2 separate regions of the Homo sapiens genome follow, and region 1 is linked to region 2. A link is a contact called in ENCODE Hi-C or POLR2A ChIA-PET data. All regions are on one chromosome and are shown on one strand. Each heading gives the region's core, a stretch centred on a gene start or an enhancer-like site at or near the end of the contact. The rest is flanking DNA. Distances are from core to core; before and after follow the strand shown.

The links. A loop is a pair of places that touch in the nucleus more often than their neighbours do. ChIA-PET counts read pairs that join two places held with the same protein, here RNA polymerase II (POLR2A). Pooled maps may share reads with other maps.
Region 1: a pooled map shows a loop between it and region 2 (2.9-fold over the local background). The contact joins two enhancer-like sites. A Hi-C loop is called at or near these places in 3 of 168 maps with a recorded cell type or tissue (B cell, PC-9 and ascending aorta) and 15 of 50 pooled maps. POLR2A ChIA-PET finds 5 or more read pairs at or near these places in 6 of 52 experiments (GM12878, H1, HepG2 and 3 more).

The regions. Positions count from the first base shown.
Region 1 is chr5:172,714,403-172,718,213 of GRCh38, reverse strand. No RefSeq gene overlaps it. Among named protein-coding and RNA genes, the nearest start is that of MIR5003, 54 kb to the right of the region's middle. RefSeq lists an enhancer at 2,997-3,602. Within about 2 kb of position 1,258, at least 20 of the 41 ENCODE cell types and tissues checked have a DNase peak (open chromatin) inside an H3K27ac peak, as active enhancers do; they include ascending aorta, where a contact is called at or near this core.
Region 2 is chr5:172,794,042-172,797,556 of GRCh38, reverse strand. No RefSeq gene overlaps it. Among named protein-coding and RNA genes, the nearest start is that of DUSP1, 25 kb to the right of the region's middle. Within about 2 kb of position 1,961, at least 25 of the 41 ENCODE cell types and tissues checked have a DNase peak (open chromatin) inside an H3K27ac peak, as active enhancers do; they include ascending aorta, where a contact is called at or near this core.

The sequences.
Region 1 (3,811 bases), core at 9-2,508, 79 kb after region 2:
GATGGGGATTCGTGGGAGTGCTGGAGGTGGAATAGAGCAGGATCCCCGAGGGATGTGGAGTGGATTTGCTGACAGGTGGGCTCAGGGGCAAACTGAAGCCAGATTATTTGTGGGGCCCAAGGAAAATGGCGTTCCAGAGGGCTCTGAGGCTTCTGGGCACAGGGGGCCACCTGCCCAAATGGGGAAGACCTGGGTTCAGGTCTCAGGGTTGCCAATCCCCGACTGTGACCTTGGGCAGGTCACCTCCCCTCTTGGATGCCAGTTGCATGACCTCTAGAATCCTCCTGATGGTGACAATGTACCTAAAATAGCATAAAGCAGCCCAGCCCACCGAGGACGTGCCAAATGCATGCCCACTCTCACTGAGCATTCTCTCTTCCTTCTTCCACCAGTGGCCCTGGGAACTCCCAGGGCCCCTGAAAACACTGTTGGCTGCGGTCCCTTCTGCAGTTTCCCCACCTATAAAATGGGACAATGCCAGTGCCTGGCACCTAGTAAGTGCTCAGTAAGCATTAGTGGTGGCTGTGGTTGCTGCAGCAGTTGACCGGCCCTTTAGTCTGTACCTCGCAGACCCGCTTCTGATTCTGGCCACATCTGCCCCCACCCGACTGCTTCCTCTTGTCTCTTCTCCCTGATATGCTGGGCTGCGTGTCCGAGGGTCCTTGCTCCGGCGGCCCCCTCCACACCGGCCCTTCCCTCTGACCACCTCCCGCCTTCTCCTCACCCCAGCTCCTCCGTCCCTCTATCCCACCACCCTGTTGTATTTTCTCCCGATGCTTGCCAGGATCTGAAAGCATCTTTTTTTTTCTTCTTTCTCTTGTTTATTTCTGTGTCCTCACGTAGTTTGGAGGTTCCAGAGGGCACAGCCTTTCAAAGGTCTTCTTCCCTGGGCATCTCCAGTTCATCGTACAGAGCCCAGCACACAGTAGGTGCACAGTGCCTATTTGTAAGAAGGAAGGAAGGAAGAAACGAAGGGAGGGAGGAGGCAGGAGAGACAAAGGGAGGGAGAGAAAGGCAGTGGAGGCCTGTTGGGGAGGGCGGGGTGGCTGGTGGGGAGGAGCCCCAGGTCCGCAGCCCCAGTGGTGGACCTGAGAACATTGTTGGGGTGTTCAGGAAGCATCTGCCCAGGGAATTAACAGAGCTGGAAACCATCCGGGCGTCTAAGTTTGGCTTCTTCCCGATGATGTGAAGACCATGCTTAGCGCTCTCTTGGGAGCCGACAAGGGGGTCTCTAGCGCCACCTTCCGGGCATCCGGGAAATGTCCGTACAGTCCCACCAAGGCCCACCTGCCGCCTCGACATTCATAAATAAACGCCAACAATGACAGCGACAGCAACAACAGCTCCGCTTTATTAAATGGTTACTCTGCGTCAGACAGCGTACCAGGTACTTGAAAGATATGATGTCCTAACCTCCAGACCCCTTGAAATGCGGCTGGTTATTACCCTCATTTATTTACGCAGACAGATGAGGAAACTGAGACTCAGAGAAAAAGAACCGCTCAGCCCAGGTCGCATAACCAGTGAGTGGCAGGTCTGGATTCTAACTCAGGTCTCTCTGGCCCCAAAGTGCAGAGCCCCAAAGGGCTGAGCCGTGCTCTGGAGAAAGGCAGAGAGGGAAAGGGAGGGTGGGCAGGGCTGGGGCTGAGGGCACAGCAGGCTCCCAGGAAGGCCCCTAGCGGTCACTCCCTTGCAGGGACTATGCTGTCCCAAGGCCTTGCTCTGAGCCCTCCTCAGGACCCCTCCCAGCCTCCCTGAGCATGAGCTCCTTCATCCAATGTCACAGTTGGGGGAACTGAGGCGCACAGGGTGGAGACCCTGGAGAGGTCACCTCCCCTCTTGGATGTCAGTTTCATTACCTCTAGAATCTTCCTGATGGTGATAATATACCTAAAATCTCATCGAGCAGCCCAGCCCACCTAGGACGTGCCAAATAAATGCCCACTCTCGCCATGCATTCTCTCCTGTGTCTCACCTTCTGCCTTCCTGGCAGTGCTGGGCAGAGGAGAGCGTGACTCCAGGCCCTGGCCTGGTGCTCTGGGTGATGCAGGGGGTCGACTGGAGTAGGGAAGGCAGACATTCGCACAGGTCTCCATGGCCTATGTCAACCCTCTCAAGTTTGGGGGCCTGTGGGTGAGGTTGGCAGAGCGGGCTGGGAGGCCCTCTGTGGGACAGGTCCTGTGGTGTGTGCTTGCCAGGCAGAGGGCCCTGTCTGCCACTGTTCGGAAGTCTGGTTACTGGAGAACGTGTTGCTGAAGTCAGAAAGCCCAGCGGTCTTTCCCCACCCCACCACTTTCTAGCGCAGTGATCCAGAGCCTCTGTCAAGGATCTTGAACTGCCTTCACCTCACTGAGCCTCAGGTTATCCCTCTGTAAAATGGGAGTCGCAGTCCTGATCTTTTCAGGCTCACCTGAGAGAGCAAACACATACACAAAGTCCTGAGCCCACTCTAACTGCTTGATAAATAAGATTTTGAAGGACCCCACAGACACATACCGGCCATGCCTCAACGCCTCTTCGATGCTGAGAAGCAGATGTTGTGTGATGCCGCTGTAGAATTGGGGAAACTGAGTCACCAGCCAGGAAGTGCCTGGGCTCAGGCTTCAGCCTGAGTCACAGCCCTAGTGCTGGGAAATCTCCTAGCAGCCACCTCTGGACATGCTTTGTGCCTCTGTCTACGAGCATCCTCTCCTCCCGGCCCCTCTCACTCCCTGGCCCACCAGCCAGGGGGATGCTGGCCAGAGCCCACCACAGCCTGGGCAGGCTTCATCCCTAGAATGAAGCACAAAGTAGGAGCTTACTACGCATCTGATGAGTGGGTGATGCTCTGAGATACACATTTTTAATCCTGCTTTACAGGTGGGGGATTTGGAGGGGCGTGGTGATTTGCCCAAGGCCAAACAGCTATGCTGGGGAAGGACCCTGAGCTTGGTGCCCATGGTGGCCACCAGAGAAAGCTCTGGGTGTCTGAACTCCCTCTGGGCCGGCTGTCCAGGGTCACTCTCCCAGATCAGACCTGGGATCAAAGGTGGCTCAGCAGGAAGCCCTTCCCATCCCACTTCCCCAGAACTAGGACAAGCTTTGACGTCAACACGTCCACATTCCTGCCCTGCAGCCCTGGGGCTGGGGCACTGAATTTCCTCCCTCCAGCGCTGGCATCACAAACAGGAAGCTGGGTCATGTGTGCAGGGCCAGGCCAAAGGCCTCGGGAGAAGGAGGAGGGGGCTAGTGTCCAATCCGGGCGTCAGTTCCCTTCCTGGGGCACCCAGGAGTGGGGATTGGAGGGAGTCCTGTAACACTGTGCCCACGGAGCCATGCTGTTCCTAAAGCTGCCTATAGAGGGCCTTCACAGACTGCTCTCCTCAGCTGGCTCCCACCAACTGGGGCCAATCTCACCGATTGACAGTAACAGCTATCAGGGATGGGGCCCTTCCGCCATGGACTTTACATGAGGTCTCTCATCTGATGCTCGTGAACACTACTCCCCTTATCTTCCTTTGACAGATGAGGCCACTGAGGCATTGGCAGGTTATGTCTGTTGTACAAAGTCCTGCAGCCGTGGGGATGGGGCAGGGTAGGAATTTGGACCCAGGCGGTCTGGCCCAGAGCTGGTGCCAGGAGCCCACCAGGGACAGCCTTCTCATCAGCTCAGACCCTCAGGTGCAATGTTGGAACATGCAAATCTGATTATCTTGCCTGCCTGGGATAATGCCTTTGCCCCAGGGACAAAATCTGTGCTCTGAGGATGGCATTCATTGCCAGTGATCTGCGGCTGGTCCCACCCCCAAGACCCATTTCCTGCTCTGAATGT
Region 2 (3,515 bases), core at 712-3,211:
CTGTGTGAGCAACCAGCCAGGCAGAGGGCCTTTGGGTGTCCACCCTCGCTCTCACTCCTTCTGGGAGGCAAGCTCCCTAGTGCCCTGAAAACAGGCAGAGTTGGAACCTTGGAAACTGGGGGAGAGAGGGGATAATAGCCATGTCTGGTCAAAGAAGACCAAGCAGTAAAGATCTCAACCTCGTCTGGGCACGGTGGCTCACGCCTGTAATCCCAGCACTTTGGGAAGCTGAGGTGGGCGGATCACAAGGTCAGGAGTTCGAGTCCAGCCTGGCCAACATGGTGAAACCCCATCTCTACTAAAAATACAAAAATTAGCCAGGCATGGTGGTGCACGCCTGTAGTCCAGCTACTCGGGAGGCTGAGGCGGGAGAATTGCTTGAACCCGGGAGGTGGAGGTTGCGGTGAGCCAAGATGGCACCACTGTACTCCAGCCTGGGTGACAGAGCAAGACTCCGTCTCAAAAAAAAAAAAAAAAAACAAAAAACTCAACCTCCCAAAGGCCCCTGAGAAAGGAAACCAAGCAGCAGTGGGAGACCTGGAGGCTGGCTCATCTCTCGTGGGGCATGAAGAGGGCGGGCCTTGGCCACCAAGGGGCCACAGAAGAACTGGATGAGGTGGAAGAGGTCTAGGAAGGATAATAAAAATGAGAGGCCAGTTGGAGGTGGCACATGGAGACAAAGAGGTCCCCTTATCCTTCAATTTCATGCTTTTCTCCTCAAATTCTGTCTTGTCTGCCATCCATATTGCTAGCCCTGCTTTCTTTGTGTTTGTGTTTTCCTGATACTCCTGTGCCCAGCCTTTCACATGTAACCACGAAGGGATACTTTGTCTCTGGTAGGGCTTCTGTTACCAGCATCTCATTGGCTTTTTGGTTTTAGGGCCCAAATCACAAGCTTCACCTTTTGATAGGAGTGGTCTCTCGGGGAAGCAGAGAGCCCAGTGGTTAAACCTGGCCTCTTGGAGCCAAGCTGCCTGGGCTGGACGGTCACCTGACAATCTGCTGACATCTATGGGGCCTCTCCTGTTTCCACCCTAAGGACAAGGGAGAGCATCCCCCCTTGGCAGGCCACGTGACAAGAACATTCCATTGGCATGCAAGGGACCCCCACATTTGGGGTGAGCGATTGGCCCTTTTTAACTCAAGAGCATCTTGACTGCTGGATTTGGCCAGAAGGGCAGGGATCCCTGCCCTGCTTCTTCTCGCGTGCAAGGATGAGACTCTGACATGCTGATGAAGTAATAGTAGTAATAGTACTAGCAGCAAACACTTACTTGGAGTTCACTGTGGGCCCAGCACTGTGCCAAGGCCTTCCCCATTTCATCTCGTTTGCATTTCTCTATATCGGGATTAAGAGCATGCGCTCTGAAGACAGACAGCCTAGGTGTGAATTTCAGCCATGCCACTTACTGGTTCGGGCAAGTTACTTTACTTCTCTGGGCCTCAGTTTCCTCACCTATAAAATGGGGTGAATAATAACACCTGATAATAGATCCTTTACACACAGTAAATGGCATATAAATATTACTATTCTATTTCAAAAAATCTAATATCAGCTTCCTCTTTCCTCGGCTTGTGAAAGGTAAATATTTAAAAGAGAAAGCTGATAGAGGGAACGGTTCATTTTTCAGAGCTTCAGGCAAAAGGGAAGGGACTTTTGCAAGAAGGAAGACATCAGAGTGGATCATTGTGGCCTGCATTTCCAAATGGGGAAAGAGAGGCTCAGAGAGGGTGAGTTAGTTGACCGAAATCACACAGCCAACAAGCAGTCGAGAAGGATTTGAACTCAGGCCTATCTGATGTCATAGCTCATGTCCTTGATTCCGACGCTATATAGCCAGTCCTGGTGGTCATGGAAAGATCAGGCTCCTGGCCCCACATTGAAAATGGAAATATGAGTCACCAGCCATCCCTAGGGGAAGCTAGGGAGTGAAAAGAGCTCAACTATGGGGCAGAATGTTCCGCCAGATGCTGGGGAGTGGCTGCCAGCACCACTCAGTCTCCTTCACGCCAAGGAAAGGGAGGAGGAGACAGCATGGAGGAACAGGGGTCGCAATCCATCGGAGCGCAGCCTGGAATGGGGCCACGACTTGGTGGGTGACGTCAGGCTCACACATCTGGCCTCTGGAATGCTGAAGCCTTGGAGGATGGGCCCAAGTTTCTGCTTCTCCATGCAGCAGGTTCCTCCTCTGAAATAACCCAGGCTGCTTTGTCGAGAAAAATCTCTGACTTTCTAGGCTCTCCTAGACAAACACAGATGATGATGTGTGAAATGTGCCTTCAGTGCCTGCTGATGAAGAGTAGGTCTCTGTAGAGAAAACATCAAAAGAAGAAAGGTTCGGGGTCAGCCAGCTCTGGGATGGATTCCTGGCTGTGTGAGCCAGGCCAGTGCTTTGGTTTTCTTTTCTTTTCTTTTTTTTCTTTTCTTCTTTTCTTTTTTCTTTCCTTTTCTTTCTTTCTTTTTTTTTTTTTTTTTTTTTGAGGGGGTAGTTTTGCTCTTTTTGCCCAGGCTGGAGTGCAATGGTGCAGTCTCAGCTCACTGCAACCTCCACCTCTTGGGTTCAAGCGATTCTCCTGCCTTGGCCTCCCAAGTAGCTGGGATTACAGGTGCCTACCACCATGCCCTGCTAATTTTGTATTTTTAGTAGAGACAGGGTTTCACCATGTTGGCCAGGCTGGTCTCGAACTCCTGACCTCAGGTGATAAGCCCACCTTGGCCTTCCAAAGTGCTGGGATTACAGGGGTGAGTCACTGCGCCCAGCCACCTTTGTTTTCTTGTCTGTGGAATGAGGCTCCTCTTCCTCTTATGCAGGGTCTGGAGAAGAGATGGCATGTAGAACACCTGGCACCAGCTGGATGTCCTGTCAATGCTTGCTGACTCCCTGTCTGAATCCATGGGCAAATGAGTGGGTGTGTTGTATGGCGTCCCAAAGCACTAGTGTGCCTAGGTAGGGGGCTACCACCTTGCTGACCGGCCTTGTTCGAGGCATCGTGCCTGACCTTCCTCTTCTGGGTCCAGTTACCACTTTGCTCCAAGGAGAACAAGGTCTTTTCTGGCCTTTTGAATGAGGAGAAGCTCAACCTTTTTGCTCCTGTTCATGACCATTGATGGGGCCTCACCTAAGATTTGATGCTTGCAGTGGTTCTACCCGGGAAAGTTCGGGACTGGCCGGTGTGACTTAATGAGATCAGTGATTCATTTTGGTCCCAAAAGGAACAAAAGCCCAGGTCTTCCCAAGGCCCCTCTGCTCTAGCTGGCCTGGTCCCTCCGTCAGGGAATGAGTCACCATCTTTCTCATGGGTGCTCCTATTTTCACTTTGCCTGGGCCTCCAGAAAGCAAACAGCAGCTTCCTCTTTTCTTTGCTCTTAGGGGTAAAAGGCAAGTATAATAGAGGCCTGAAAAGAGCAAGTAAGTCGGCCTTCCGTGGCGGCTGCTGGAAGGAAAAGGCTTCTCCGTGAGGGACCTTTGAACCAGAGCTGCGTCTCTCATGCGACCTTTTCCTCTGCCTGGCTG